Regions from separate parts of the Mus musculus genome. Here all the other regions are linked to region 3. A link is a loop called in an ENCODE intact Hi-C map of the cell type or tissue named here. Cell type or tissue: heart. All regions are shown on one strand. Links, peaks and the distances in the headings refer to the core of each region. The heading gives the core; the rest is flanking DNA.

Region 1 (7,090 bases), core at 715-5,714, 220 kb before region 3:
TTTCTCCTCGACCCAGGACAGAACTCTTTACGTGGGATCCGGAAGGATGGCTCATCCTAGGATATGGTGAACCAGTCCAATTGAATAAAAGGACGTGTGTGGGGAGGGAACCTGCTGCTGTGTTTTGCTCCGAGCACAAACTTGGTTCTGGTTCTGCTCCTTAAGCGCGTGACCTTGAAGGAGCTGCTTAGCTGTCTCCATCACTGTCACCTGTGAAATGGGGAAGAATGATGTTAGCTGTCTCATAAGGGGTTGAGGAGCAGAATGTGGGAAATAGGTAGAAAGTGGGGGCACAAATGGTGGCATCCCTTCCCAAGGTTCTTGAAGGAAGTCCTTGTCACCCAGAGGTGGGCCCATAAGCTTACGTGACCAGAGGAGACTTGGGAGATGTCTGTGCATCCGCTCACAGGAAGCTCACAGCACTTCCATGTGGGAGCCCACTAACGGGCTAATTCCATAATGCTATAAAGAAGCAGCCCCTACCCCTTATCTGCTGACCTCCTAAGCTTTTCCTCTTTGCAGATCTGGATCAGCCCTCTTCTTCAGGAAGAGAGCAGCCTAGCCAGGTTCTGAAGTCGGGTAGGAGGGTAGAAGGGTGGGAGGGTGGGAGGTATCCAAAAGAACCTAGTATTCCCAAGTTTTTCCTAGATTGGAGAAGAAAGGTTTGGGAGCCATAGTTGCTGACTAAGAGGTTGGTGGTGTGAGGGCAGAGAAGCAAGAAGATCCATGCTAGCTGTGTTTGGGGGAGAGGGAGGCAATGAAAGCGGGATTTCTCGACACCCCCTCTATCCCAACTCCACAAAATGAAGACTGGAGATCTATAGAAGGCTGTGGCTATAGGTGACGCCCCACATCATGGCTGGCCACCCAGGCCCAGTAGGGTGAATCCGGGTGGAGTGAACGCCCAAGGCAGGACTTTGGTTTCTGTGGGCAAAGGTAAACGGGCTATTTTTATCCTGGCCTGGAACAGCATGAGCAACAGCAGTGGCTGAGCACACCCAGCCTGTTCCACCCATTCCAGACCGCAAGCACGCAGCGATACACGCCCCTCGGACAGTTACACATACCTGCAAAGGAACACACAAGTAAATACACAACAGAGACGCACAGGTGCAAGATGACCTTTCCTGAAACACCCTGTGTACAAACAGACATCCACCTAGAAAAACACCCATAGACCAAAGCCTGTGAGATTAAAAACCCCAAACATAGCTCCAGGCGCACACACAGAGACATCTGACTGGAAAGGCAAACAGGTATTTGGATATTTAAAGACTGGCAGGAAACACCCGCCTGGGATGCCTGGGTACCAACACTCACATCCCATGTTCAGACCGGAGACCCGGTCGATGAGGTCAAGGGTGCTGTGCCTGAGAGCTCAGTGGATGCCTCAGGTTCACACTCCCCCACTGGGATAGAAAGTGTTTTTCTTTAGACATTGCTTAATTCCTTCTGGGGTGAAAGGGGTGCAAGAATATTAAGTATTTCCCTTCTTCCTACCTAGCCCCTACCCACCCTTCAGTCTGGAAGTTCTATTTTAAAAAAGCAAAGGCGACTTTATTCTAATTAACTCACAAATAAAAGCATCACACAGCTAGCTCACGGCAGCCACTCTAACCCTTGCGCCATTGCTTCTGGGCTCTATCTGTCTCTGTGAACATCTCTGTATTTAGAATGTCCAGTCTGAGGCCGTGGGGCCTCCTTGGGGCTCTGAACTTTTACTGTCAAGTACAGTTTTTATTCAGTTACACACACACACACACACACACACACACACACACACACACACTATAACAGAGTGGAAACTAGATTTAAAAAAAAAAAAAAACAGATTCATGGGCTAGAGAGATGGCTCAGTGGTTAAGAATACTGTCTCCTTTCCCAGAGGTCTTGGGTTCAATTCCCAGCAACCAAATGGTGGCTCACAACCATCTATCCTGGGGTCTGGTGCTCTCTTCTGGTACTCAGGTGTATATGCAGATAGAGCACTCTATACATAAAATAAAAGAAATATTTTTTCTTTTTTTTTTCTCCCTGCCCCTAAATAAATCTTTTTAAAAGGATTCATATTCTTTCATGACTGTTTGTCCTTTTGTCTCTTCTGCCTTTCTCCATTAGCCAATTTCTCCCCTCTTAACATCTGCTCATGGAGGTCTGTCTCTTTGGAACTAGCGTCAGCCCTTTGAAGGAATCTCCGTTATCTCCTCTGGCCCTACGTATGTTAAATCTCAGGGAGATTTTTCAGCCACCTGCAGCAAGCCCCAGCGCCCCACTAACCCCGGTAGTTCAGGGAACCTCATCTTTGGTCCTCAACTGAGAATGACCACGTCCCTCCCATGTATAAGGCCCCACAGCCCTAGCAGTAACACAGTGGAGACGTTGTACAAAACTTTCCAGAAGCATCGTCATACCCTGTGCCTTGGCACTCAGTCAGGGCAGGGGGAGGGGGCGCTACTTCTAGTTAAGAACAAGGATTGCCAAGGCTGGCCTCCGTTTTTTCCTATTTATCATGGCATGTCAATACAATTTCCTGCACACAGTCAGATGCATTAGGAGGCGAGAGAAAAAGAGAGGCTGTTGATCCAACGCCTACAATGGCCCTGAGAAGGAGTCTCAACGCTCTACCTGCATGTCTTGGAGGTTTTGCGGCGATGTCCTGGGATGTACCAGGAGAGGGGAGTGTTTAAGGCTGGAGGCAGGAAGCCTTTGTTGGGGCACAACTGCTTTGATAGCTTGGGCCAGTCTTCACCCTTAATGGTGGCTGCAGATGCTTCGGGGACCGGACCACTCTTAACATGATAGCGTGTAGGACTGGAAGGTGGACCCCAGAGGATGGATGCAGGCCCCAGGTCCCCGCCCAAACCACTGCTCCCATCCCGACTCCCTGCTGTTCTTACCTGCTTGCTGAGAGATCTTACTTAACCTTTCCGGGCTTCAGTCCCCTCCGTTGCAAAAAGGAAATAATCACCACTTCTCAGGACTAAAAGGAATATGCATACTCACTCTGAGCTAGCTGAGTAACAGCTCCCTATTTCGTAACAATTATAATTTGAAAGCAGCCTTTGGGGCTCCCTGAAACAGTGGCTAGCAGCCTGGACAGGGCATCTCCAGCACTGGCCATGCTCGCGGATGCCACTAGGCGGCGCACTGCAGCCTCAGCTTCCTTGGCGCCGCAGCAAGCAGAGTAGGCTAACTGACTGTCTCTGTCCACTCTTCTCCCAAGAGATATTTCTCTCCCCTGGGTGATAAAAGTCGGGGGTATGCGGGATTGTGAGTGGGAATAGTTCAGAATAATGTTCACGAGGCTTCTCCTGATTAGTCCGGGACAGAAGAACCCTAAGTCAGTTGTAAGCTGCAGAAAAGGAAGTGTCTATGGTTGAAGTCCTTCAATTTGCCATAATATTAGCATATTCAATGCTGATCCTGGCCTAAATCCTTCACATGCTAGCCACACACATGGTGCTGTGGGGGACCCCATTCACAGATGAAGGCAATGAGACCTAGATAGTAAGTTGAGGGCAATGGAGAGTCCCACCCTGACAGAGTAGATCACAAGCTGGAACTTACCTTTTAAAAAATTGAGATGAGGGGCCAGAGAGATGGCTCAGGCAGTAAAGTGCTTGCTGCAAACCCAGGAAGACCTGAGTTCAGATCCAGAACACCCAGTAAAAACCAGGGTGCGGTGTGTCCTGTCAACCGCAAGCTGTGGAGGTCTAGGTCCAGTGAGAATCTCTCTCTAGAAACATAAGGTAGAAAGTGATTCAGGAAGACATGATCCCCTAGGCTCCACGTGGGTGTACACACACACACACATGTGCACACACAGGAACTCGGATAACATACACAATACGTAGAGAAATAAAGATAGCTGGTGAAGTGGCTCAGTGCCGGGCTTGAAGACCTGAGTTCACTCCTAGAATCCCACCAGGGTGGGAAGAGAACACTGATTCCCAAAAGTTGCCCTGAGCCATACATACACTGTCTCTAATTTTTTTTTTTATTTTGAGAGTGGGTTTCTTGTAGCCCAGGTTAGACATGAATTTCTAATCCTCCTGACTTAACCACCTAATTCCTGGGATTACAGGCCAGGGCCATCACACTTGGCTTCAAAATTCTTTTATTGACAAATTTATGAAAGTAAACTTTATTTTAGTGATGAGTTTGGTTTGCAGAAAAATTTAGAGCACGATACAGAAAGTTTCCCCATGTCCCCCTAGGAAGTCCCCTTTGTTATGTCTAACACACATATGGAATGTTTACTTCATGTGGTGAGCCCATGATGGTACATTATGAAGAAGCAGAGTTCAACCAAGTTACCTTGGCATGTGCCTTGTAGCCTCATTCTGGGATGAGGTCTCAGCCAGGACCTGTCTCATGGCGACTCCCTAGGGTCCTGTTGGCTGTGCCAGTTTCTCAGCACTCCACCCTCATTTCCAATGACCCTGGCAGCTGAGGATGATCGGCTAAGTATTTTTGGAAGATGTCTCCCATCTGGTATTTGCCCATCATAATTGTCTCCAACAGGGGGTTCTGATATTCCCTAGCTATAGCACTTCAGCTTGTACAGTGGGCTCTGATTATGGGCAAGCATGCCTTTGACATGTCCCAGTGAGTTCACCGCCCTAAAGTTGGGATGCTGGGGTGGGGGTGGGGGAGGCAGATAATACCCAGGGGCCAAATAGGAGAAGGGAAAAGGAGGGCTTCCAGGCACTAAGTCACAGGGACAAAGGCCCTGAGGAGAGGTGGCAGGTGTGTGTGTGTGTGTGTGTGTGTGTGTGTGTGTGTGTGTGTGTGTGAGCTGCACGATCACATACTAGGGAAGGAAGAGACCAGAAGGGGTGGTTCCAGCCAGTTAGTCCTGTGTGCCAGAGCTGAGGTCTAATACTAGGGAGATGGCAGGGACTCAGGGTTGCTCACTGACTGCAGAAGGCCGGGAACATCGTTGGGATTGTATGTCACAGTAATCTGAGGTGGGGTGGGCAGTGAGGGTGGTGGCCACCGAGTGGTCCTACAAAAAGAGAACCTTGTCCCAGGGCTACAGAGAGTCGACTTGGGGGATACCTAGAGGGAGGAAGACATGTCTGGAATAAGGAACCAGTAGGAGAAGCTGTGAGGTGGTGAAGGAGGTAGTGGAGAGCTGGGGTTTAGATGCTGTGAGTTCCGTGGACTCCCCAGTCTCTCTCCGTGGTCATCCCAGTCTCCGTGGACTCCCCAGCACACAATGGTGAGCACAGCACAAACTGGTATGCTCAGGAGTGGTTATTGTTTCAAAGATAAGGACAGTGGCTGATGACCACATGGATAGTTTCAGCCCTTACAGCCAGGAGTGCCAGATGAATTAGCTGTCAATCACTGTGATAAGCCAGAAGAAGCATGGTCATTTCCTGTGTGATTTGCGGGGCTGTGGAAACTCCCGTGTCCTTACGTTTTTAGGACAGGCTTTCTCGCTGGTCACCTAGGATGTTCTTGGAGGTGGATGTTAGATGTGAGCAAGTTAAACTGGAAACCAGGGAGCTGAAAGGCAGCTCAGGGGCTCAAGTGCTTGAAGGGAGAGCATGAGAACCTGAAGTTGCATCCCCAGAACCCATGTATAGGCAACTGTGCAGCCTACATTTGGAACCTCAGCATTCCGGTGGCAAGATAGAGGCGGGGTCAGGAGAATCCCTGACAGCTCTAGGGCCAGCTAGCCCCGTGTGTGCATGTAACAGTACATTTGACTGCCTCAGATAAGGTGGATAGTGAACTCTAACTACAGGGATGGAGGTGAGAGGAGAGGGTGGGGGGGGAGGGAAGGAGAGAGAGAGAGAGAGAGAGAGGGAGAGAGAGAGAGAGAGAGAGAGAGAGAGAGAGAGAGAGAGAGAGTAACCCTGGCTGTCCTAGAACTTGCACTAGAGATGAGGCTGGCCTCTAACTCAGAGATCCACCTGCCTCTGCCTCCTGAGTGCTGGAGTTAAAGGCATATGCCACTATGTCTTTATCGTCTTCCTAAGTCTGGCAAGAGAAAAAAATATTCTTATGATCAACAGTTATGAGCAATTACTATGAGGACCCGCATTCAGTTCCCAAAAGCCACATCAGACAGCTCATAACAGCTTGTAACTCCAGTTCCGGGATGATCTGACGCCCTTTTCTGGCCTCTGTGAGTATTGCATCATGTGGAGCATCCACAAATGATCAGGCACACACATACATACCCACATTCATAAAAATAAATTTGTTTTTTTTTTATAGGAAAATAAAATTCCCTAAGGAAAAGGACTGATCTGAGGTCTCTGTTGGGGACATACTGTGTTCTTATGACCAGCCCACCCCATCAGTCTCTCCTAAGTCATGAATGGGAATTATTGAGATAAAGGTCAGACAAAAGGAGGGAACACAAGTTACTACCCTGCCAAAAACAAAACAGCAAAACACAAAACAACCTTTTTCTGCTTTCTCATAGTTGACTGTGAAGACATTCCAACTTCAATGCATTCAGGTGAACAGTGAGATACCTTATTTAATAAAAAAAAAAAAATCTACAGTCATTTTATTCTATATTTATTCAGCTCTCGGCAATGCAACTTCCTTTTGCTAGGCCAGGTCTGTCCAGTTTCTGTATTCTTATCTGACACTTCCAATATTGTTCGTGTGATAATAGACCGTTTTATAGAATTAAATGCAGTATCTTTCCCTTTCAGAGCGGGCAAGGCTACATAAATAATCCAGTCCACAAGGTTCGTACTTAAATCAACTTCTTTACAAAACGCAGCTTTCCTGGAGACCTGTGATTCTGACTGGTTTGCGTCCAGGCACACGGGGGGGCGGGGGTCGCTGAAGTTATAGCTGTCACTTAAACTAAAGGCAAGAGACAATTCAAAAGGAATTTGGAATCGAGACAACCTCCGCTGCTGTGTTTCTTGTGGTCTGAGTTTTCTGTATTGCTGCCGGTTCTCCTGAAGACCGAGCCAGAGCCAAGATAACGGACTGTCATTTTTAGGACAAACGCCAGACACGTCCTCCAGTGGGAACCATTCCGAGCCGATTCACACGCACTTTCTGGAAGAGCAGGAGGGAGGAGGGTCTCCCGGAGAGAATGGTCCCTCGGGAT
Region 2 (7,090 bases), core at 1,381-6,380, 68 kb before region 3:
GTCTCCTGAAGCTGGAGCTGAGGATGGTTGTGAGCTGCCTGACTAGGGTGCTAGAAACTGAATTCAGGTTCTTAGCCACTGACTCTGCACCTGATATGTACCTAACTATCTATCGATGCATTGATCCATCCATCTGATATCTACCTAGCTACCTAGCTATGACCCATGCATTCATTGATCCATCCATCTGGATTCTAAACCCCTGTTGCTTCTAAAGGCCCTGACAGCCATCTGATCAGAAAACAGATACAAACTATAAAGGCCAGTTCCTGTGATGGCATTGTTCTCATTGTGAATATCGTTGTGGATGGCACTGCCCTAAGCCGTGGGCCTTGAGAAAGACTCTCCCTCTCCAAGCCTCAGTTTTCCTGTCTGCACAGATGTTCTCCTGGTCTATCAGGCTCTGAAGACTGGGCCCACCCTGTCAGCAACATGATCCCCTCTCTCCTGAGGGACACAGCCCACCGCATGGCTGGTGATTAATACGCTCTGAGTGGGGCCCCGACCCCTGTCAGGGACATCAAGGTAAGTGCCTGTGAGCAGGCTGAAGCTCCTCGGATGAATAAATAATAGCAGCAGAGGCGTAATGGGATCCAGGGAGGCTGCTCAGGATAATGGAGTGACAGACACAGCATCGGAGCCCCAGGGACCTGAAAGCCCAGAAGAGTGGCTGGAGAGGCAGGGAGTGGTGTGTGCCCTTCCCAGGACTGACCATGGAAATTGTCAACACCTGTTCTGGCTCACTGGGGAATGACTGGCTCCAACTGTAGTCAGTCCCTTCGGAACCACTGCTGCTTGGCCAGGCTGAGCCAGAGTCTCACACTGCGCACACCGACAACTCAAAGCACAGAGAGAGGGAGTGAGGCCAGCTAGCTCTCCACAGCCCCTGCTGGCTCCAGTGCTGATGGTCCCTAAGGGGGTTTCTCCTCTCTGGTCATTGATCCCTTAACTGGGAACTGTTCCACGGACTATGCAGGGTCTCGGTGGTGCTCACTGCCCGGATGAGAAAGCAGAGAGAAGCTCTTGATCAGCCTGCATGAGGACCTGAGTTCCGTTCCCAGAACCCATGTTTAAAAGTGTGGTATTCCACACTTGTAATGCCAGAATTGGAGAGGCAGTTCCCTGGGCCTTGATGACCAGTCAGCTTAGCCTAGCTGGTAAGCCCCGGGGCCAATGAGAGTCTCTGTCTCAAAAACCAAAGTGGACACCATAGGAGAGACATCTGAGGTTGACCTTTGCCCTGCACATGCATGCACAGACAGACAGACAGACAGACAGGCAGGCAAGCAGGCAGGCAGACAGGCAGGCAGGCAGGCAGGCAGACAGACAGGCAGGTAGACAGGCAGGCAGGCAGGCAGGCAGGCAGGCAGGCAGGCAGGCAGGCAGAGACAGAAATGTTGCAGGAAATATTTGAAAAGAATGGCAGTTTCCACACTTTGTCCCTGGTATTCTCTGCCCCGGTGGTCTCACAAGCTAGTTCTTATCTTGTGGAGACTGACTCAAAGCTCCAAAACCTCTCCACCCAGCTCGCTAAGTTCTCACTGGCAGGTGGCTGCCATGCCAGCCCCATGCTTCAAATCCCCCATGGCCTTTGTGGCACACATCAGGCAAACCCACGCTTTGCCACTGTACCTTTCTCTCTGGGTTCCAGAGGAGCCTCTCCGTGAAGGAAAACGCAACACAAACTTAGTTTGTGAACAATGGTAACTCAATCTCTGGGCGCAACAACTAAAATCCTAACTTGTAAGCCTTATTAAATCTAGGTCCTCCAGCGGCGAATCCCACCAACAGAGAGACACAGAGACAGAGAGACACAGACAGACAGACACACACACAGACACAAAAGCATGCATACATAGGAACACACAAAGAGGGGTGTGTGAGTCCCCCAAACAGTGTCATAAATTAAACCACAGTAAGATTGCACCAGAATGGCCCCATGAGAAAAGCTGGCAGTACCACATGCTGACCAAGAAGATATGGGTTCCCAGGTGTCTCACACTCTGCTGCTGTGTCACAGTCTGCCCTACTTCTGCCAGAGCCATGTTTTCCCTCCATGATAGACTCTGTCCTCTGAAACCATGAGCTGGAACCCCCTGCCCCCAAATTGCTTCTGCCAGATATTTTGTTATACTTCTGAGAAAAGCATATACCCATGATGCTCCCCGTGACCACGGTCAAGGGCCAGGCTGCTGCCCGTGGCTCGCCTAGATGCCCTGCAGCTGAAAGTCAGCTCAGGGTCACCAAAACCCCACAGCATTTCGGGCATTGGAAAATGTGTCCTCTGGGCTGGGATTATTGTGTAAATTAAAAGGCCCTCTTTCCTAGAAGACACAGACCCTTGTCACACAGGATTAGATTCCAGCTCTCCTGTGCCCCATAGTCTGGACCTTTGTGCCCAACTGCACCCAGGGATCACTGGGCCCTTTTCTTTTTATTATGTGTATGCATGTGGTGGGGGTATGCACATGAGCGCAGGTGCTGCAGAGGCCAGGAGAGGTCATCGGATGTAGCTGGAGATGCAGGCAGTTGTGAGCTTCCTGAACCCAGATCCTCTGTAAGAACAGTACGTGTTCTTAACTACTGAGCTATCTCCCAGCCCCCCTAACCTCGCTGTCTTTGAGCAAGTCCCTTGCTTCTCTGTGTGCTTCAGTTTCTCCCTTGTAGAGTAGGAATCAATAGTTGTAAAGACTCAGTGATATAACAGAAAGAAACTTGCCTTGAGAACTATGATAGGCTTGGGGTACATGCCGTTCCCCTCCTAGCCTGGCAGACAGATAGAAGGTGGATGAATGGTTGGGGCATATGAAGGTTCCTCATCCACTGGATTTGGAAGCTCCTGGGAGGCTGGTGAGGAACACCTCTGAGTGTGTCCGTGAGGGGGTTTCCAGAGAGAATTAACTGAGGGAGGAGACGTACCATGAACGTGGCTTGTACCGTCTCAAAGCCTGGCATCCTGACCTGAATAAAAGCTGAGTATAGTCATCTTTTCCTTCTGCTTCCGAGCCATGGGAGGTGGACTGCTTGGCTCTACCATACAGTTTCCCCCCCGTCATGGAACAAAATTTCCAAAACTGTTAACCAAGATAAATTTTTCTTTCCTTGTTCCTATCAGGTAGAACTAACTAATACAGGGAGTGAGTGTCTAATAGGTAGAAATGGAGAATAGGTGATTGGATGGATGGTCAGATAGGTAGGAAATTAGATGGATGCATGGATGGATGAATGGTTCACGGATGCATGGATGGATAGATGCATGGATGCATGGATGGAAGCAAGGATGAATGGATGGATGCATGCATGGGTGGATGAATGGATGCATGGATGGATAGATGCATGGATGCATGGATGGAAGCAAGGATGAATTGATGGATGCATGGATGGATGCATGCATGGGTGGATGAATGGATGCATGGATGGATAGATTGATGGATGGGTGGATAGATGGGTGGATGGACAATAAGATGATCTCTCAACTCCAGCTCTTAGTTCTTTGTTCTCCCTGGAGCAATGAGAGGCAAGAGACTTGGAAGCTACAGTCAGTGTCTTCTGATCTCTCTTTTGTCCCCCAGGTATCCCCAACTCAGTCAGTCTCAAGATCCTGACCATTTGAGTTCGAATGTCTCTGAAAAACTTCTCCAGTATGTTTGGAAAGGGCCATGGCAGGAAGGTGAAGGGAGTTCACATCTTAGGCCAGTCCCTCCCCCAGCCCATGAGGTCCTGCTCTCCATGGGATGGAGGAGCAGAGCCCCCTCCTGGGCCCTGATCTGTAACGAGATAACTGATTGTTCTTTCCTCTTATTCTCCTTCTCCATAAAGGGCTAGACAGAGACGAGGCAATTAAAAGGCGTTCCCAGCCGCCCAGAGAGATTCAATGAATATTAACCGGCTTCCAGCTGCCGTCTGGCAAAGGCCTTGGAGCAGACAGCTCCAGAAAGGTTTCTGGGCCCTTGGGATGACTCAATTTTCAAGAGAACAATAGGGGAGTTTGCTCTGCCTGGTGACCATTGAGCGTCTCCTGCAGGAAGAAATGAGGTCCTGCAGCTGCCCGGATGTAAAGCTTGAAGAGACTGGGCTGGGATGCAGAACAGGGACTCTGAAGTCACACACGTGGTATCTGTCACGTATGCAAGCATCTGAACAGACAAGGTAGTTGGCTAGGTGTAGAGGGATTTGTGGGAACCAGGGGAAGGCTGGAACCAATATGGGCAGGGTCACCAGACTTTGTGGGCTTTTTTCAGAGAACAGGAGTGACGGTGAAGAAGAGAGGTGTATGTGTCTCATGCACACACCTTACTTAACCTGTCGTGTCCTGCTGGTCCTCTGGTCCAGAGTAGACAATGGAGATGCACAGGGAGTTGGTTGGCACCTGACTTCAGCCACATCCTGCATCTGGTTCTTAGCATGGTAGTTCAGAAAAGAGCAGAGGCTAGCCCAAAGCCCCGCAGCTACGGAGTACATGAGTGTCAGCTCTCTGTCTCGCTTCTACCTGTATAACAATCATCTTTGGAGCACAGCATATATAGCCCCCACTCCAAAGAGCCTCTTAACCCAAATCTAGATGACACTCCCTTCACAGATACTGGCAGGCCACATTCTATGGACTCGGGAGGAATTCTGTCATTTCTCATTTAGTTCTTTTGGAATCCTCAGTGACTCACATGGTGCCCATGTATCATGAATGGGATGGGGATGTTCAGACAACAAAATAAGTCTACACAAACCTATTCCAGCCTTTTGCTCTTGAAGCTGGGGGTGGGAGTCAAAAGTGTCAACAGACACGCTGTGGATATTCATTCTACAATAGACGAGACAAGCCCTAACCAGAGCTATGGCCTGCCCATCCCACTAGGTTGCTGGTATTCACGGATGGACATGCAATGAGGCCTGGCAAGGGAGCCACCCCCCCCCCCCAGCTGTGAGTTGGCCAGGCAATGCGAACAATCTCCTAGGTAAAGGGGCTCTTCAGTGAGTAACAGGCTGAGGCTTCAGCTCTGTACCTTTTCTCTGTCCTGGTTCAGAACTATCTAGGAAACTCTGGCCTCAACACTCAGCCCAGCCCCGGCCTGGACCTAATCTGCCAGATCTTTCCAGAAGCCTCTGTCTTGGAGGTAGGCAGACTTGGGTACCAAACCTTGTTCAGAGTAGCCCTGAACAAGTTATTAAAGCTCTTGAGGCTCTGTGTAAAGAACTGGAACTCAGGGATGTCACCCGCCTGGGAGCTCAGGTATGAACAGTATATTCAGTAAGTACATTAGCTAAGGTTCTATAGAGAAACAGAACTGATAACATGAATATCTATCTACATAGCTGTCTGTCTATTGGTCACACACACATACGAAAAGGGCATTTATCAACTGGCTTAGAGGCTGAGGAATGGCTAGTTCAACAATAGCTGTCACCCAACCCAAAGACCAAGATCTGGTGCTGTTCAGTCCGCAAGGCTGGATGTATCCGTTGGAATCCTGAAGACGTGGGTTATAATACCAGTGAAGGAATGCCTCAGCAATGGGATAGATGAACTTGTCAGCAAGGATGAGAGCAAGCAAGCAAAAACATCCTTCTTCTGTTTCAAGGTAATCCCGCCAGAGGCCACCACGTGGACAGTCTTAAAGCCAAGAAGAAAATCAATATTGCCAGCCTGCAGTCGCACAGGGAACTTAGTCAAATCACACAGGCCCGAGCTTTACAGATCTTTGTCTTTTGTGCACAAAAACCACATCCTGGTTGTCACACTTCAGTCTGCAAGAAGCAAAACTACAGAAGTCAAAAAGCAAGGTTAATCCATCTAGGAACTTGTCTGGATCCCAGAACTATGGGCTAGAACTTTGTTCCTGTTTTGGCAGGTGTTGTGACCTGCATGCTGGGTTTTAAGGTCAGAATGGTGCCTCTAACGAACGTGGTGTCAGTCATGCTAAGGTCTGGGGACCTGTTAGACTTCCATGTCCTTTTATGTAGGCTGCTACCAGAAAATATGGCCCAGATTTAGGGTGGGTCATCCCATCTCAAATGACACAATCAATGAATGTATGCCCAGCTGTTTGGGTTTTAGCTGATTCCAGCTGTAAAGTTGACAACCAAAATTAGCCATCATGGTAGGCATCAAGTAGGGCCAAGATTGAGATGGCAAATGGGTGTACCACTGCCAGAGTGATGCTCCACAGCAAGCTCACCCCTGCCCCAGGGTGTGGCTGATGAAGCTCCGCCCACCCCATTGGGGTACTCAAGGTGCACAGGCAGTTGTTAGAAAGAAGTCTTATCCTTCCTGCCTGCTCATGAGCTGAGGCTCCTCCCTGAACACTGTCAGCACTATTTTTATGAATCCATTGATCAGCAAGTCTTTGCTGAGCATCTGTCTGGTTCACTACCAGGCGCCCCCTCGATGCCCCAGGGGACTTAGCCAGATGCCTCCCAGATTGCAATCAAGCTGCAGTGTAAGGGCTCTCCTTCGGTGTCTCATATGCTTAGAGCAAGAAGGTCACATACCTCTAATGTGGTGTCAGTCATGCTAAAGTCTGGGGGCCTGCTAGACTTCCGTGTCCTTTTATGTAGGCTGCCACCAGAAAATATGGCCCAGATCTAGGGTGGGTCTTCCCATCTCAAATGATGCAATCAAGGAACATATGCCCAGCTGTTGGGGTTTTAGTTCATTCCAGATGTAAAGTTGACAATCAAAATTAGCCATCACAGTAGGTGTTAATAAACCATGCTAAGATGGAGGTTCTCTGCATTTAGGATGGGCATCCCTGCTGCCTCTCTTCTTGGTAGTGGCATCAAGAAGAGAGGAATGGTACAGCCCATCTCCACCTTGGCATGGTTTATTGATGCCTACCGTGATGGCTAATTTTGCTTGTCTACTTGATTACACCTGGAATCAACTAATACCCAAACAGCTGGGGACAAACACCACAAGAGGAAAGGAAGGACAAGGACCCAAGAGAGAAAGGCTCCCTATGGCATAAAGGGCAGAAGAAGCCCCCTTGGAGCCTGAAGGGGCAGAAGAAGACCAGATGCACAGACCGCATCCACTATGGAAGTAGGAGGTGTCATGGGCTGAGTTGGTACCCAGGGATGTGTCAGATGACCCTTG
Region 3 (7,090 bases), core at 1,213-6,212:
AGGACTTCCATGTCTCCAAAGTTCCCCTAAGATCCCATGCTGCTCCCTCAGCCTAATTCCCTCAGTAAACACTCACTGAAAGTCTGTTCTAGGCTGGGTCGGAAGAGGCTCACCAGCCTACCTCAGAGGAGCCGACCCCAGCCAGTCACCATGAAATGGACTCTGTAGGGAACCTGGGGTGAGAGAGCCCAGATACAAACTTGTGACCAAGGGTCCCAACTCTGCTGAGCCATAGGATATGATGATAGAAACAGGTGACCGTGGAGTCCAGGAAGGCATAGGGACAGAACATAGAGGGACCTGGAGGTCAGAGAGAACAAGGAATAGAAGTATTCGGTACAGGCTAGAGAGATGGCTCAGTGGTTAAGATCACTGACTGCTCTTCCAGAGGTCCTGAGTTCAATTCCCAGCAACCACATGGTGGCTCACAATCATCTGTAATGGGATCTGACGCCCTCTTCTGATGTGTCTGAAGAGAGCAATAGTGCACTCATATATGTAAATAAATAAATCTTTAAAAAATAAAAAACAAAGAAGAAGAAGAGGAGGAGGAGGGGGGTAGGTGAGAGGAGGAGGAGGAGGGAGGAGGAGGAGGAGGGAGGAGGGGGAGGAGGAGGAGGAGGGGAGGAGGAGGAGGAGAAGAAGAAGAAGAGGAGGAGGAGGAGGAGGGGAGGGGGAGGAGGAGAAGAAGAAGAGGAGGAGGAGGAAAAGAAGAAGAAGAGGAGGAGGAGGAGAAGGAGGGGAGGGGGAGGAGGAGAAGAAGAGGAGGAGGAGAAGGAGGAGGAGGGGAGGAGGGGGGAGGAGGAGGAGGAGGAGAAGAAGAAGAAGTATTCGGTACAGAGGGTCAGACATATCTCCTGTGCTCAGAGCAAGGGGTTCACACTGTTCCCCAGTTCCTGGATCCCTTAACCCAGCTCTGTATATCCACACAAGGAGTCCCAAGGCTGTCTGTGACTCCTGTCAAGGTACAAAAGTCCCTGCTCAGACTCACCTGGGACCTTTCTCTGAGATGTCCCTAAACTCCACCCAATACCCAACCTCCACCTACACAGCAGCCACTGTCAAAGGGACATCAGGGTCACTGCAACCACCTGTCACCAGTGAGGACAGACAGGGGACCCCTGCCATGTGGTCAGCACCGTAGGAACTCAGCAGGGATCACAGGCCTCCTTTGGGATGAAAGGATCTGTTAAGGCTAGAGGCCCTCCTCCACGCCCTCACTTCCCCCAGAGAGACAAGGCAGAACTTGAGGTCTGGTACTTAGGATCCACTTTGTTCCCCTTCCTGGAACCAGATGCAAGCTTCCCAAGTCTCCATCATCACCTCTCCAGGAAGCCTGCCCTCTCTCTCCATACCTGTGGTGTCCCTGGTCCCCATTAGAGATCAAACTCAAGGGTTCATTCCTTGCCAAGGGCCCAGGGGGACAAGGAAGGGGTGGATGAGACCTCTAGGCCTCAAAGGTAGCTGCCTTAGGGGAGATCCACAGTTGAAAGTGGGATCAGGGCTGCTACCATCAGAAAAGAACCTTGCTTCTCTAACTTCAGACAAAGAAACAAGAAAGGAAGGAAGATGAAGTCCCCGGTCACCTGTCTCTGCTCCCGAAGACACCTCATTTGTTTTGCTCTGGTCAGCCCAGAAGAGGGAAAGGCCAGACAAAGGTGACACATGAGTGTTAAAGAAAGGAAGACAATTCATAAAGCAGGGCATCTCTCTCTCTCATCCGCTCCTGCCCACGCCAGCCAGCCCAGCACCCTCAGCTCTACCAATCCTCCATGCAGCTGGACGCCCCACCCCGGGATGGCACCAGAGCACGGGCCCTCGGGTGGCTTCATGCTGCCCGTGGGCAGAGAAAACAAAGCGTCCACGAGGACATGTGTGACTTATGGCTTTAATCTCCCTGATAGAAGGCCTTTAAAGATTATTTCAGGGATGAAAAAAAATAATCCTGGGTAATGAATCAGGGCCTAAAGAAACTGATAAGCAGCAGGCACACCAGTGGGGGCCGAGCTCCTGATTTAATTAAAGTCTCTCGGATACTCCCTGAGACAAAATCCACGGAGGCCATCAAGGTGATAAAAAGACTCCGGGTCCCTTTAAACCAACTCACCTGCCTCATGAATCTTCTCTCGAGTAGAGCGGGGTGGACAAGGCTCCGTCGTCAAGGACCCAGGGAGGGAATCACTGCAAATGGCCTGGTTTGGGGCTTGTTAAGAGGACCTCCGGGGGGACAGAAGGTACTACACATTGCTCAGGAGCCAAGGTTGAGTCAGAACCTAAAGGATGCAGGGAAACTGGTCAGATCTGGAGCAGGATGCTGTGTGTCTGCAGACTGTTTACTGTCCCTCTCTGGGACTCAGTCTCCACACCTGGTGTCTGCCAGTGAGAAAAGAGAATGGGCCTTTAGGGAGCACCCCAGAGCTGGCCTTCCGGGTCTGAAATCACATGCTCTTTAGTTGGGAAGGAGACAGACAGTGTCTCTGTGCAGGTGAGTTCCTCTCTTCCAGGGTAGGCTGGGAAGGTAAACTACAGCCAGCTCTGCCACTGGGTTCTGCAAAGGCTTCAGAGAAGCCGGACGGGCTGGACCTGGAAAGATGGAATCAGGAGAGAGCAGTGGTTAGGGGTCTCTGTGTCCTCAGTTCTGGCTCATCCTCATGAAGGATGGACAGACAGACAAGCAGGGCAGGTGACCATGGGATGACCTTGTCAGCCCTCAAGCCTTGGCACGCCACTGGGTACAAGGGAGTGACAGTCACTCATACCACTGCAACAGGATGGCTAGATGAGTTTTAATTTCAGATTTACGAAGAACAATATGGAGTGTGTTTGTGTCCCAAATGCTGCGTTTATTTGCCACCTCTAGCAACGCTGTGCGTACGTCTCCTGTACTCTGCGCCTGGCAGAGAGCTACGTCAGAAAGAAGCCCCGTGTAGCCAGCAGTAGATGTCACCCCTTGGGAACATGGCCCTGGAGCCTCCAAGGAAGTAGTGGAAGGATAAAGAGAAGATTCCCTATCAAAACTGTAGGCTGGGATGGGCCAGTCCTAAACCCAGTCCCTGCTCTCCAAATCCTGTTCGGATCATAGGAGGGCTGGTGCCAGGGCAACCGAGCACTGGCTGCCACCTAGTGGTCATAATGGGAATGACAGGTTATGGCACCTAGACTTCACAGACGTGTTCTATTGGGTGGGTTCTTAATATTTTCACCCCGCTTAACCAAAAAAGAATCTAAAGTCCAAGGCGAACCCCAAAACAGGCCCATATGGAAGCCTAGTTTCCACTTCAGCTCTTCTCATTCATTTAATCACTGGGCCTAAGCGGTCATGTCTGTCAAATTATCCTCACCATCAACAGCTCCCTCCTGCCCACGAGTGAAATGGCCCTTCTCTCTGGTGGTCTGCAGAGCCTTCTCTGAGATAACCCAACCCGTACTCCTGCGACTCTTTATGCCTCCTTAAGACCCCAGCTTCCATCTTCCCTCCTCTCCTTGGTGTTCCAAGGCACCAGCCACTATTTCCTCCCTCATCCGCCCTTCGCCCTTGGCAGAGAAGCCCCTACTGCTCCACGCTGAGCAGGCTCTGTAGGTCTTTTCAAAGCTCATCTAATGCTAAAACTTTTCATTTTCATGCCTACCAACACCTCTAAGTCATAGCCCAAGGGCCCAGGAATACAGACTCAACTGTCCCACTCACCCTTGGAGCTTAACCGTAGCTTAAACCTCCAGCAGGCTCCTATCCCCTGAAACCCTCTCTCTCCAGTTGTTCAAGCCAAAAATCTTATGCTTAGAACCCCTGCCTCCAACACAAGACCCCACTCATCACCGCCACTAGCCCCTGGCCCCAGAGGGCATCATCATATTAATCGCGTGGGCGAGGACAAACAGAGGCTCCTGTGCTCCCCACTCTCATGTCTGGACCTATCTCCAGGTTTCCTGACAGCTCCGCTATTGTCATGGAACGTCCACAGGGCAAATGAAACTCCAGAAGATAGGGTATTTGTGTAAAGTGTGTGTGACAGAGAAACTATGGAAGACAGGGGAGAGCAACTGTATACCTTGTTTTTTTTTGTTTGTTTGTTTGTTTTTGGTTTTTTGAGAAGGGTCTCTCAGTGGCCAGGACCTTGACAAGTAGGCTAAGCTGCCCAGTCACACAGTCCCAGGGATCCACTTGTTTCTGCCTCCCCAGAGCTGGGGTTTACAGACATGCCTGGCTTTGCATCCATGGGTTCTGGGAATTGAAACTCCAAGCTTGTGCAGGTAGCACTTCCCCGGACGAGCTATTTCCCCAACCCCCATGAAGCAGAGAGTAAACAGTAGGTGTCACAGCGATGCTGCCATGTTGAGTTGATAATCTTACCTGGGAAACAGAGAGGGGGATGCAAGAGAAGACATGTCCTTGGAGAACATGGCCACGATCTAGTTCATCCCAAAAGCCACCAGGGCAGGAGAAGGAAGAGGAGAGCCCTGAATCCGGAAGGGAGCAGGAGACACTCTGGCTCCTTCTCCAGGAAGCAGGCTTAGCAATAGAACAAGGAAGACTCACCCAACCCGCAACCATTGTGTCTGCTTCAGGGGAACACTGAGAATGAGGGTGTCCCCAGGGCTCCCAAGTGAGGAAGAAATACCAGTCGGCCCATTCAGTGCGGAGGGTTCTGGGCCATGGCCACAGTGGCAGAGCTGGCAAGCTCAGAAGCAAGGGCTTCGTGAAGAACCTCAGCTGTCCTGCTGGTTCAGATGGGACCACTCTCGCTAGGGGTAAGCCTCAGGAGCTCGCGGGCAGCAGTTTCTAGGGGGGATCACAAAGGGACCCACAGCTCCCGGCAGAGAAACCAGGAAACACCCACCCCACCCCAAAAAAGCAGAGGGAGAGTCAGGTGCGCTCTGTTGGAGGATGGGGCCATGTTTGGTTGGCTTGTGTAGTATCCACCCTCAGGCAGCCTCAAGAGGAAGGTACCGAGGGGCACCAGAATGTGAGGGCCGAAAGATGGAAGATGGTGCCACCAACCAGGAAGATGGCTTCTTAATGATTCCATGATTAATTGTAGCCACAGGACGCACACACGCTTGGAAAGAGTCTTCCCAGGAGGCCCCACAGAACTCAGGAAGCCAGAGAGCAGAGGTCATGGTGGCTGGGGGGGTGGGAGGGAGGTGGCAGGGGATAGAGTAGGACAGAGAGAGGTGACAGCATACAGAACATTCTGGCATCTGAGCTGGGGACACCTGGAATTGGTCTCCACCTTCCCCTCCACTTAATTACCTTAGTTACCTCATCTGCTAACAGGGCACAGGGTCCTCCATCTCTCCAGAAGACAGGTGGTCACCTGCCAGGTCTGCCAGAGGGGATGTGGTGAGGCTGGCAAAGAGCCAGCCCCATAATGAAGCCATCACATCCTTCCAGGGGAGGAAGCAGAAAGGTCAGGCTCTCCTCCTGGAAGGCACCATGCATGATCCACCTGTATTCCACACATTGCTCTCCTTGCTGGCCCAGTGGAAGCTGGAGACATCTCTGTCTTCCTCACGTGCAAGCCCACAGAGGCTGCACCCAACCTCCTACACCCTAACTGCTCATACCCCCAAGGAGTCCCACGATATTCTGTCATCTGCTTGTTCCCATTGATGAGCCGGAAAACTGAGGCTTCTTTCTCACCATTAAAGAACCAGAAGGTGCCATGGGGACACATGACTGTAAATCCCAGCACATCGGAGGTGGAAGCAGAAAGATCAGAAACCCCAGGTTACCCTTAGCCAGATAGAAATTTTGAGGCCAGCCTGGGTTACATGAGATTCTATCTCAAAAAAAAAAAAAAAATACACACACACACACATATATAAAACAGTTATTAGGGTCTGAGCTCTGTCCCCTCATCTTTCTCAGTAATGGGGATGTCTCCTGGGCCCAGCTCATCAGTTCAAGGAAATCTTTGGGAAAGCCCAGACCCATAAACTATCTCACAAGTATGTTACCCACAAGTAGGTTAGCCAAGGTTGGCCGGAACTCACACTGTACTACAAACATATAGCCTATCTCAAAACCAAAAGAGCAACCCAGAATACCCGAGTTAGCTTGATGGACAGTTACAGGTTAATTGATCTACATTGACTTTCTAGATGTGTTTTAAACCCCTCCTGCAAAAACCGTCCTAGCCATAACCCAGGAACAGAACAAAGCAGAGCTGCCTCCGTTTAAGGGGCCTAGGCGAGGTGTTTTGGGAAAATGTCTACACTAAAGCTTTGCACTGTGGCCTCTGTGGTGTCAGTCTGCAAGCCTGGTCTATCTCAGTCTGAACAGCTAGGAAGGGCTGTAACTGTCCCCTGCCCCCACCTGCCAGGGCAAGCTGTGCCCTCAGTGCTCTCAGACCCAGTGGTCAGCCAGTGTCATGGTCAGCCCCAGGGTTGCCTTCTCTGCCACTGTCCCAGACTTAGCCTTCTAGGGGACAGAACTCCAGGTGCTCTCCCTTACTGTCCCTAACTCAGCTGCTGCACCCCTGTCCTCAGCCAGCTATTATCCATGGGTGTCCGAAGGGATCATTCACCCGACACTGAGTGTCCTCCAGCCAGAGGACCCTGTCCTCAGCTGATGATGCTGGTGACAGTGTCTGGTCCCTGGCACAGCTCTCTCCCTTTAAGGCCAGGGTGAGCAACGGGAAGTGAGTCTTAAGTTCTGGGAGCTCTGGGAGAGCCTCTCAGTTTATCTAACTCAACCTGAGATACGGAACAAAGAGTAAAAATGTTCCCTCAGGCAGATGAGACCTGGAAGCAGAGCGTATAACAGTGACTATGGCTCCTGACTCGGACCACAGAGTGGACTTGGAAATGGCTAAGAATCTGTCTTAGATGTTCCCAGCACAGAAAGAAATGATGCCAGGGAGCCAGCTGGGGCTGTACAGGGAAAGGAGGGTTCAGAGTTCAAGACCAGTCTGGACTATACAGCAAGATTCTGCCAAGGAAGGAAGGAGGGAGGGAGGAGGAGGGAGGGAGGAAAGGGAGAGAGAGAAGAAGTGAAGGAGAGAGAAGGAGAGAAGGAGGGTGGGAAAATGAGGGGGAGAGAAAGGAGAGAGGAGAGGAAGGGATGGTAAGGAGGGTGGAAGAGAGGGAG

Evidence for each region. Hi-C counts contacts between places; a loop is a spot of excess contacts. Peaks named below come from ENCODE experiments on the same cell type or tissue, not always from the same donor. Only the 100,000 strongest peaks of a DNase experiment are listed, where the experiment ranks them.
Region 1: a loop joins it to region 3, with 5 times the contacts of the local background. A loop is called at or near these places in 26 of 42 quality-filtered maps.
Region 2: it touches region 3 in a loop (2.1-fold over the local background); 3 of 42 quality-filtered maps call a loop at or near these places.

What each region holds. Positions count from the first base shown.
Region 1 is chr10:60,832,022-60,839,111 of GRCm38, forward strand. No RefSeq gene overlaps it. Among named protein-coding and RNA genes, the nearest start is that of Unc5b, 4.0 kb to the left of the region's middle. In heart, for the core only: no CTCF peak of the experiment used is centred there; DNase peaks (open chromatin) are centred at 840 and 3,140.
Region 2 is chr10:60,981,410-60,988,499 of GRCm38, forward strand. No RefSeq gene overlaps it. Among named protein-coding and RNA genes, the nearest start is that of Mir466j, 24 kb to the left of the region's middle. In heart, for the core only: a CTCF peak has its summit at 4,025; no DNase peak of the experiment used is centred there; H3K27me3 peaks cover 324 bases.
Region 3 is chr10:61,049,318-61,056,407 of GRCm38, forward strand. No RefSeq gene overlaps it. Among named protein-coding and RNA genes, the nearest start is that of Gm20611, 22 kb to the left of the region's middle. In heart, for the core only: a CTCF peak has its summit at 3,129 (motif pointing left); a DNase peak (open chromatin) is centred at 3,118; H3K27ac peaks cover 476 bases; H3K27me3 peaks cover 1,160 bases.